Regions from separate parts of the Homo sapiens genome. Here all the other regions are linked to region 2. The links are chromatin contacts, found by Hi-C in ENCODE. All regions are on one chromosome and are shown on one strand. The core of a region is the stretch at or near the end of the contact, and the rest is flanking DNA. Distances in the headings are between cores, read along the strand shown. Region 1 overlaps PACRG (parkin coregulated). Region 2 has its middle 690 kb from the start of QKI. Region 3 overlaps QKI (QKI, KH domain containing RNA binding).

Region 1 (3,228 bases), core at 161-2,660, 820 kb before region 2:
TTATCTTGAGCTTTCAGCCACAAGAATTTTAAACCTGACAGTGGTAAAGAAATGCCCTTCTTTCCTGATTGCTCCGTGTGCGTGGTATTCTGTAACCGAGGTCATTAAAGGTAGACGTCACAGTGGCAAGAGCCCGACAGGCCTGTCTCCTGGTGTGCCACCTCCATACTTTGGGACTTACCTGTTACAGTTTCTTGGCCTTGATTTCCTCATCTGAAAAACAGGAGAATAAGCTCTGTTAAGCAGGATCAGTACAAGGATTAGATTCACTTATTAACATTCTCCTACATTTGAAATTCTAAATGAGCACAAAAGAGTTTCGCGACTGTCATACCTTTGAATGGGAACTAATAAAACTAAAAATCCCATGTTGCCAAGTTTATAATGCTGATTCATTTTATGCATCACTTTGCCTGAAGTTTCAGCATAAAATGTGCTCTCGATTATCTAAGAAAAATAATGCATAGAGAACTTTTTATGACCAAATACTCGTCTATACCACTCAACACTTTTGAATGGCTTTCCCAATTACCTTCCCGGAATATACAGGGACCATAAATTAGTTCTACAGAATATCTAAAATAACTACAATTTAGGGGGTATGTGTGTAGCAAAACATCATGGAATGCACTCTAAAGAGAAATACATGTGAATTCAGATTGCATGTTCTTCAGGAGGGACTTATTCAGATGCGGCCCTTCCTTAGTGCAATTAACTGTGAACTGCCACAGTGAGATCAGAAGGTCGTGCCCAGCAAAGGTGAAACACAGTGATAAAAGCAGTCCCTCCATCAGCGAGGACAGGCTCAAGGTCAGCCAGTTGCCATTGAGATGCTAGACTGTGGCATGCAGATGGGAGCCTGGAACTGGTCGCTGGAAACCACACCAACAAATTTGGAATTCCGTGCACTGATATCTACCCCACATGAGCAGAAACTGAGTTTGGCCGTGGACCGACTGAACCCTGCGCCAGTTCCCATGTGTCAGGACTCGCTGGTGTGCAGAGTATTTGCTGCGGCTTTGATCTCATTGTTTTAGTTTACTGGCTCTCCTGATTTGGCATTAAATGCGTTAGAACCTAATCAGTTCCAAGATGGCTTTCACGATGCGGTTCCTTTTCCTAACTATTTCCAAATCAATTCACTTAGGGACATTATAGGTTAAGAGTAGTTGTTGTTCTCATATGAATCTTGAGTCAGTTTTTCTTTTGTAAATAACTTCATTCTTTTTCATTGACCTCCTCAATATTTATTTCTAAATATTTTTAATTTTTTAAAATACTTAAGATTTCATTTGAAATAGAATTAAATGAAAGTTAAGGAAGCCTTATCATGAATCCAGTTCTGCAATGTCATTCTATTAATAGCTGCAGTCTAAATACCAGTCCCAGCCATCACAGCATGTCCATCGGGTAAATCCTCACTACGTGTGGCGCATGTTGTCCTCCCCAGCCCTGTACTAGTCCAGGAGGGAGTTATTCTGCTCCCTGCTTTACCTATGAGGAAATGAAGACCGGGAGTGGGGACAGGGGGAGCTGGTGCCAGGGCAGGGACAGAGCTTGTGCCCCCCACCTTGACCACAGCACCACTCAGTCCTCTTCTGTTTTTTTTTTCTTTTTCTTTTTTATTTTATTTTATTTTGAGGTGGAGTTTCACTCTTGTTGCCCAGGCTGGAGTGCAGTGGTGCCATCTCGGCTCACCGCAACCTCCGCCTCCCAGGTTCAAGTGATTCTCCTGCCTCAGCCTCCCGAGTAGCTGGGATTACAGGCATGCACCACCACACTTGGCTAATTTTGTATTTTTAGTAGAGACTGGGTTGGTCAGTTTATAATGACCACGTTAGTCAGTCTGGTCTCGAACTCCTGACCTCAGATGATCTGCCCACTTCGGCCTCCCAGAGTGCTGGGATTACAGGCATGAGCCACCACGCCCGGCCTCAGTCCTCTTCCAGTTACCCACTACCCTACCCAGAAGTCACGGCCAATCCCCACCCTGTGCCAACTCCAAATTCACTTAATTATCATACGCACATGTGCGCATGCACGCGCGCGCGCGCACACACACACACACACACACACACACACACACACACACACACACAGCAATCACTGAGTGACCATCTTAATGGGGATTGGGTTACATTCATAACCTATTTTGTAGGAGAGAATTTTCCAAGGGACCAAAAACGTTGACCAGACCCAAATCTAAAAAGTATTGCTGCCCCTGCGCCTGTGAAAATGCAAGGGACTGAGCCAATGGGAAGAAGGTGGGGAGAAGGGGCTGAGCGCCCCGCAGCCTGCCCCCACCCCTGGACCTGCGGCTGCCTCCACTTACTCCTGGGAACCTGGGCAAACCACTTCACTTCTCCAAGCCTCCATTGCCTCAACTTTCAGTAAGGATGCTAATCATAGCACCTGCCTCACAGTTGAGTTACTAAGATTAGATGAAATAATGCATTTAGGCACAGTTCAGCTCCTGGCACTAGAAAATATTCAACGGTGTTAGCACTGTCGCTATTACTGTGTCATGACTCAATGGGAGAGCACTTAAGCTAGTGCCTTCCACACAATGGTCACTTAAAAATGTCCTTAGTTAAATGAAATCGGATGCGCATGAGTTCAGCGTGAGGTCCGGGTCAGGGAGAGGAAGGGGCATTGGCGGGTAGGGTTGCGTCGGTGGGGCCTCCTCTCTGCCTCTGACTGGCCTCTTTGCCCCTCTGCTTTCCTGGTCAAAGGTTCGTAAGCAAACGGTTTCTCCCACTCCTCGGAACATGGACTTCCTTTCTGGAAGGCACTGGCCTGGCCATTTACCTCAAATGCCGGTGTTCCTGGCTTCAGTGCCCGGCTGCCCAGCGGCCTCTCCCTGAGTCTGGGTTCTCAGGTTTCTGCTCCGCCTCTAGATGACCCCTCTGCCCGCCAGAGCTGGCCTGCGGGTCACCCTGCAAGATGACCCTCTGCCTGCCCGAGCTGGCCTGCGGGTCACCCTGCAAGATGTCCCCTCTGCCCGCCAGAGCTGGCCTGCGGGTCACCCTGCAAGATGACCCCTCTGCCCGCCAGAGCTGGCCTGCGGGTCACCCTGCAAGATGACCCTCTGCCCGCCAGAGCTGGCCTGCGGGTCACCCTGCAAGATGACCCCTCTGCCCGCCAGAGCTGGCCTGCGGGTCACCCTGCAAGATGACCCTCTGCCTGCCCGAGCTGGCCTGCGGGTCACCCTGCAAGATGACCCCTCTG
Region 2 (3,629 bases), core at 827-3,326:
GAGTCATGGGATGGACTTTATTTGTAGACGGCTGATTAAATTCTGACCCAAGTTAACTTGGGATGGCTTTTAAGTGGCCTGTGTGGATGCATTTTGGGCTCAAGCCCAGCTCTTAGAGAACAGGTGTCCACCAAGAATGTTGGCACTGGTCTTGGAAGCTTTTGTGGGAGACAAAGCCTGGGATTAATCCAAGGGTCCTTAGATCCCCCACCTTGGGGAAAGGCCCACTGGGCAGTGGTCTCAGACCTAAAAGTGGGGACACTGGCTATAAATGGTGGGGTGGAGAAAAACACACAATGATGGTTTCCAAAGCTTGTCAGTTGCCAATGTTTTAGAAAAGTAAAATGTAATGGTGAGGAGCTGGGGAGTCAATGCTTCCAATAGTAGTGGTGACACTGAATTTGGTGCTTGTGATGACATGTTGAATATTCAGCTCACCCGTCAAACCACATCTCTTGAAGCCTGAAGTCCCAGGGATCAGAGCTGATAAGTCTGAGCAGCTTTCCTGAGTCACTCAGTCCTGGGACCCAGCAGCGAGCACATGTTTCCCGTTGCCTGTCCTGACCCTCGCTTCTGTTGGGACCTATACCTGCTTTATCACTGAATGCTGAGATGACATATTTTTCCCATGTTGTAAACACACCAACATGTATTTTTCCAGGAGCCTAATTGTAAAGAGCAGTCAGACTTGGAGGAAATGGTTACTAAATTTGTCTGAATCGGAAATGCACCTCCTTTAGTGGATATGAGATGGAACGTCGCAGTTGCTTCCTAAAGGTCTCCTTTTCATCATCCTCCTGACCTTTTATAAAAGAAAGAAGCAAAGAGAAGAATGAAAAATGCACGAGTCACTGTTTTACTTCTTTCAACTCCCATCGCTGATGTTGACATGGACCAACAGAGATTTGAAATAAAGCCAGTGTAGCGGGAGGAGTGGTGAACTCCAGAATTTTGGGACTAATCCCCACCATCAAAGGCTGGGCTGTGTGGTACAAGAAAAGCAGGATGTCAGTGAGAATCCGGCATTGATCTCCCCCGTCTACAAACATGAATCAAGACGAAGTTTGCCCCTGCACCCCACCTCACCCTCCCTCTCAACAGGGCCATGCACTTGCTTCTCCTTCCAGAGGAGGGGCGTCCCCGTGCTGCTGGAAGAAGCACTTGGAACACTTTCTCTTTTGCTTCTCTTTTTTTGGGAGGTTGTTGTTTTTGTGGTTGCCATTGACTTCGAGTGTGGCTGGGGGTGAGTTGCCCAATAGTTGTGGTACGTCTCAGACACTCTGTCACCCAAATATGGAACTGTGGCAGCAGAAACACCTTATGAAAATAGCATGAAAATGTGTAATGTGCCATAAATAAACAGAAAGAGACCGCCAGGAAGCTGTGCTAATCACCGCTTTGATGTCGCCTGAATTACTGTATTTTTTAAGGGCCTCGTGTTTCTGCTTGTTTGTTGCGACTCAGCTGCCACTGCTCTATGAAAGGTTGGATCCAGTTTTCCAGCTCTTCTCCCCTTTGCAGTGACAGCTGTTGTCCCTTGACTCATAGGAAAGCGATTTCTCCACCCTTCCCTGACTCCCAGCCCTTTCCTGGCAGGACTCCTGCGAACCTTACTCTTCGTCCCTGCCCTGAGGTGGCCGAGGGTGAGGACGGCCGCTTGGCCTGAGTCCATGCGCTCCCAAAGTTCCTGTGTCATTTGCCAGCCGGTCCCAGGACTCTGCAGCAACGTCCTATTTTTAATCTCTGGTAACCTGGCCTTCTCTTATTTGGCCATGTCATGTCGGGAAATGGAAGTTTGGCTTGACTTATGTAGCAAAGAGCTTGTAGGAGCACAAGCCCCTCGCTGAGCAGAGCTTGCAGGAAGAAAGCCCCAGATCCTTCAGTTTTGGGTTGCCAGGGCTTTCTGGCTTTGCCTACACCTGGCAGTCACTCAAAAAAAGTCCCAATCCTGAATTGCTTCTCATAAGTCTACATGTTCTTAGGTTTGATAAGAGCTCAAGGCTGCTCTCCTTGATTTTAAGATTCTATGATGTCACAAAGCGCAGGTGAATGCCAGACACTGTTTCCTTTCTGTAACTACCCAGGTAACCACTTGCACAAGTGACCTGTGGGCAGCCCTGGTGCAAGTTCCGTCCATGCCCGGGGCAATCCCGGCTCCACTGCTGGGTCCAGGAACGCCCTCTTGTGGTTGGAAGAGCTTTGACCGACTTTATTTTTTTTAAAAAAGAATTACATTATTAAACATTTTCTCAATTTTTGTGTTTTATCTAGTCTTGGGAGTGAAAAATGCTAGTTTTTAGTTGAGGATAAGTAGGGGGGAGAGAAATTAGAGGTAGTTTTACCATCATCATCATTGCTGTATTCAAGCCCCAGTCCACCGAGCTTGTCCTTCCAGCCTGGACATTGAAGACGTCTCTTTAATGGTCTCTTTGCCTTCTGGATTCTGTGCCCTCACCTGCGTCAAAATTAAACTAAATTTTCTTGAAACACTTTGTTTGTTTTTGTCCCTGCTTTGTTCAGAAAATGTGAAAAGCTGCCCTCTGGATAATTTAAAGGCTGAACCCTTCATAGGCTCTAGGTTCTTCTAGAGTCTTCGTAAACCCAGTTCGTCCTCTCCCAGGAGCGTCTCTGTCCATCTCACCACGAGGTCCTCATCGTGGCCCTTTGTGGAGGCTTCCACTTTAATCCCTCGAAGTTTGCAATTCATGTGTTTTTGCATCTTTTATCTTATGAAAACAATGATCTATCTCCCTATCTAGATGATCGCTCATGGGAAGGGGCCAACTCTTCACTTTTTCTTCCTCTTTGGTTCATATCAACGGCAGCAGCAATGGTGATAATGATACATGTGGCTCTTTCACTACCCACCAGGCACTGGAGAAACTCTGTGTGAGCATCAGTTTACCTAATCTCACAGAACACTGTGGCGTCCACATTATTAGTCCCATGTGACAGCTGGAGCAGCAGAGGTGTAGACAGGTCCTGGAGGTTGTCCTGGTTGTAAGTGAGTAGGAGAGGAGGCCAGTGCGGCATGCAGGACTGCGCTCCTGACCGTGTTGTCTGTCTTACAAAAGACCCTGTGATATGAGTTTGTTTCGACAGTCATAATCGCAAACATAACGATGAAACGTTAAAGTTGTCTGCTTTCAGACACGAATATAGAAAAAGATTTGGAAAAATAAAGCTTATTTAAAAATATTATACATTATTGAATATACAAGAAAATATATGACAAATGCAAATTAAGTTCTATCTCTCTGATGCACTCTCGTGGGTAGATAAATGATCATTACATCTTACGAAGCTGCTGCCTCTGAGTGGCAGAGAGCCCAACCAAAGGGGCTTCAACAGCAAGGAAACTGGCCACCCTCACTTGGTGGGCTTTGGGATTTACTCAACTGACAGCTCCATCTCCAACAGCATGCGGCGCTCGGGCCCATCTTTCCACTGGTGGCTGCTGGCGAACTAAGATGTAGGTTTGAGACCCACGTTTGGGCAGACAATGTTGAGAGGAGGAGCAGACAGTGGCTCGCAGAAGCTCTTCCAGAGCAGCTGGAAAAGACCTTCTCAGGATTCTCCAGTGGAGCTCACCCTTGTCCCCACCTATCCTCAAGAACCCCGCACAGTCG
Region 3 (3,479 bases), core at 336-2,835, 550 kb before region 2:
GTAGACATAGGGTTTCACCATGTTGGTCAGGCAAGCCTCAAACTCCTGACCTCAAGTGATCCACCCACCTGGCCTCCCAAAGTGCTGAGATTACAGGCATGAGCCACCATGCCCAGCTCAGGTTCCTATTTTTTATCTTCTTTTGTAGAACAAGGCTCTATTAAACTCCCAATTGGTATTTATATGTCCCACCTTCCAGCCCAACCATATCATCTAATAATATCCGTCTAAAATAACAATCAACTTTGGAGGTGTTTTTTTTTTAATCTATAAATTGATGTGGCTCTACTAATGCTAGTATGTAGCCGGAGTTGTGAATCATATAAATCCTTCAGAAGTTTATCATGCCTGTTAAGATTACTATTACTATTAATAAAATCACAGATTGTATCGTATTTAGCATTAGAAGAAGTAAGTACTTATTATTGAGACTTGGCTTTTGTTTTTCTGAGATTGTTACTTTTCAGTGGATCTGTTTATACCTTGTTGAAGAGAGGCAGAACATATTGTCCTAAGGTACAAATCTTTGTTAGTTTTATATAGTTTTAATGGAGGAGGAGCATCATATTTGTGTGTGTTTGAGTGTTTTAAGCTTTTCTGGTTAAATAAAGTGCCTGACACTTTCCCTCTACCTTGCTTTATGTGTGGAAAGTTGTTGATTGGTTACACAGGTATTGAGAACTGAAAAAGGAGAAAGACAGGCTGTAATACAGATTTAGAGACTGCAAAAAAAGCATCTTTTACCCCAGGGCTGGAATAAAAGAGAAGAAAGCCTGTGTAATGATGAAACCAAGACCCTGGCTTGGTGTCTCTCAGCTACTTCAAGAACCTCAGGAGCTCAGAGGGGAGAACCCTAGCTGGCTGCTTCTGGTGTGCATGGAGGGAAGGGGCTGCACGATGAGACTGGTTCTAGAGGTGCTGGGAAAGAAGCATGGAGCCAGGAGACAGCTGCCTCTGGCAAGTGCATAGCTGAAAGGAGCGCACATGGGAAAGAGAACATCTCTTTCCCTCATCCAGCTCTTCAGGGTCGGCTGCTTTACACCCACACTATGCCTCAGTTCTGAGAACCTCACAGAAAACCGGCTGGCAAAGAAGTAGTAGTTGTAGAGCCCTACACTTAAGCATTGGAAAGCATATGGCAGTTCAGTTTGGAACTTAGTAACTGCCACATCATCTTGGAGAAAAACTCAAGAAATATGAAAGCATATTTTTCTACCAGCTGTATAGGATAAGTTGGAATAAGTTGATCAACCAGATGAATATTCAGCTGTGTACCTGACATCTCCACTTAGGTGTTTAAGATAAGTATTTCAGATGTAACCTTTCAAGAGAGAACTTCTGATTCCATATTCCTCAATTTTTATCTCATTACATGGAGCCACCGTCTACTTTATTGCTTAAATCAAGAACCTAAACAACATTGTTCAATTTCTCCTTTTCCCTTACCCTCTGTGTCCAACTGATCATCATGCCTTGTCAGGTTAACATAACTCTTTTCATCTCTGTTACAACCTCTACCCCAGTCCAGTTCATCCTCTCTGTTGCCTGGACAATGTTAAAGCTCATGACCTATCTCAGTAATCACGCTGGCGCCCCCAGCAGTCCATCCACAAAATAGCACAGTGAGGCTTTAAAGACAAATCCTTTTTTGTCACTTCCCTCTCATAAACCCCTTTGTTTAAGTCAATCAAATTATCTGTCATCTTCTGTCTGCCAAAGCTGTCGGAGCAGATCAAGGTGGTAATTGGCATCAAAATTCTTCATAAAATGTGGTCACTCATCATTTTTTCTTTTCTCTGATATTTGTTATTCTTCAATTAAATTAGTCATGTATTTTTTTGTTTGGAAAACCTTTTCTACCCATTATTTCAAATTTATAGAAAACTAATTCATTTTTTAAAATATGTTGAGCACATTCATTTTTGCAAGGCTTTGGGGGTTACAAGGAACATGGGTTTATTGGTTATTGGTTAGTTTATGGATACAATTCATGATAAATTTCTTTAAAAATCAAAAAATAGAAAAACTGAGATAGCACATGGCTATATATGATTGATCACCCCAAAAATAAGCAGCATGAATTTATAAAAGCAAGACCAGTATGCGTGAGAGTTCTTAGAAAAGCCTGCACTCAGGAGAATCGCTTGAACCAGGGAGTTGGAGGTTGCAGTGAGCCAAGATCACGCCACAGCACTGAAGCCTAGCGACAGAGCGAAACTCCAGCTCAAAAAAAAAAAAAAAAAAAAAGCCTGCACTCTGAGAGAAAACGATGATCTGTGTTATTGAGGAACACATAGGATGCTTCCAATAGGAGCCTAACTTGGAGAGGAAAGTACCAGGTCTACTCGGGGATTGTGGACAGATGATTTTGACTAATGCAAAACATTTGCAAGCAAGGTTGCTCATGTAAACTGTTCAATGCCCTGAATGCTGGAGAATTTGGGCCTTTGTGATAGGCAGTGGTTCGAATTATTTTTTTAGTTGACATAGTTTTAATGATTTGGAAATACACATTTGTTTCAGCTCTCTGGTGATTACTTTGTTGTAGTTTTTTTTTAAAAGTATATAGATCTAAAAATACTAAATAAACATGATTTTCTTACTTTCTAACATGTGGTCTGATGAATTCAAAAGATACTTCCACTTAAAGGCATCATAAGACTGGAGAAGGTATAATGTAATGGTTAAACATGAGGACTTTGAATCAGGTATTCTGGGTTGGAAGCCAGGTTTGCAATGTGAACTTTTGTGGCTTTGGATAAGCTGCCTACCCTGCCTGAGCCTCAGGGATAATGCACTGCCAATACCACACATTTGTTAGGAAGCGTAAATGATTGGATAATGAAGATCTAGTGTCTAAGTCTAGAAAAGTTGAACAATGTATAAATTACATTAAACGTGACCTGTTTGTATCCTTTTAACATAGCTGTTAAACATAGTTGATGATGGCTGGGCACAGTGGCTCACGCCTGTAGTCCCAGCACTTTGGGAGGCCGAGGCGGGTAGATCACCTGAGGTCAGGAGTTCGAGACCAGCCTGACCAACATGGTGAAACCGCATCTCTACTAAATACAAAAAATTAGCTGGGCGTAGTGACATATGCCTGTAATCCCAGCTACTTGGGAGGCTGAGGCAGGAGAATCCCAGGAGGCGAAGTTGCAGTGAGCTGAGATTGCACCATTGCACTCCAGCCTGGGCAACAAAAGCAAAATTCCACCTCAAAAAAAAAAAAAAAAAAAAACAACAAACAACAGAAAAGGCATAGTTGATGACATATCTATATCTTAATATGCATAAATTAAAATATATATATTTATACATACCCATAATTGGTCATCCTTAATTGCAAGCCTCCAGAAGTTCAGAAAACTGTGTTTATAGTTGCTTCACCCCACTTAGTGTGAGTATTTTTCTGTTTGTTACGGACTGGATTATGGGCGTATCCCCCAGACTCTGCTGGGTGTTATAGAATCTGTGGT

The links. Hi-C counts contacts between places; a loop is a spot of excess contacts on that map. Pooled maps may share reads with other maps.
Region 1: a loop to region 2 is called in a map of heart right ventricle, with 5 times the contacts of the local background. The contact joins two enhancer-like sites. A Hi-C loop is called at or near these places in 4 of 168 maps with a recorded cell type or tissue (Right ventricle myocardium inferior, gastrocnemius medialis, heart left ventricle and 1 more) and 8 of 50 pooled maps.
Region 3: a loop to region 2 is called in a map of heart right ventricle, with 2.8 times the contacts of the local background. The contact joins two enhancer-like sites. A Hi-C loop is called at or near these places in 4 of 168 maps with a recorded cell type or tissue (A673, heart right ventricle and left ventricle myocardium inferior) and 10 of 50 pooled maps.

Annotation. Positions count from the first base shown.
Region 1 is chr6:163,288,226-163,291,453 of GRCh38, forward strand. The region is part of intron 4 of PACRG (parkin coregulated); the gene reads left to right. Among named protein-coding and RNA genes, the nearest start is that of PACRG-AS1, 35 kb to the right of the region's middle. RefSeq lists enhancers at 2,648-3,154, 3,155-3,228. Within about 2 kb of position 1,411, at least 5 of the 41 ENCODE cell types and tissues checked have a DNase peak (open chromatin) inside an H3K27ac peak, as active enhancers do; they include gastrocnemius medialis, heart left ventricle and heart right ventricle, where a contact is called at or near this core.
Region 2 is chr6:164,107,780-164,111,408 of GRCh38, forward strand. No RefSeq gene overlaps it. Among named protein-coding and RNA genes, the nearest start is that of QKI, 690 kb to the left of the region's middle. RefSeq lists an enhancer at 338-632. Within about 2 kb of position 2,077, at least 12 of the 41 ENCODE cell types and tissues checked have a DNase peak (open chromatin) inside an H3K27ac peak, as active enhancers do; they include gastrocnemius medialis, heart left ventricle and heart right ventricle, where a contact is called at or near this core.
Region 3 is chr6:163,553,284-163,556,762 of GRCh38, forward strand. All of the region lies in intron 4 of QKI (QKI, KH domain containing RNA binding), which reads left to right. Among named protein-coding and RNA genes, the nearest start is that of QKI, 140 kb to the left of the region's middle. Within about 2 kb of position 1,586, at least 5 of the 41 ENCODE cell types and tissues checked have a DNase peak (open chromatin) inside an H3K27ac peak, as active enhancers do; they include heart right ventricle, where a contact is called at or near this core.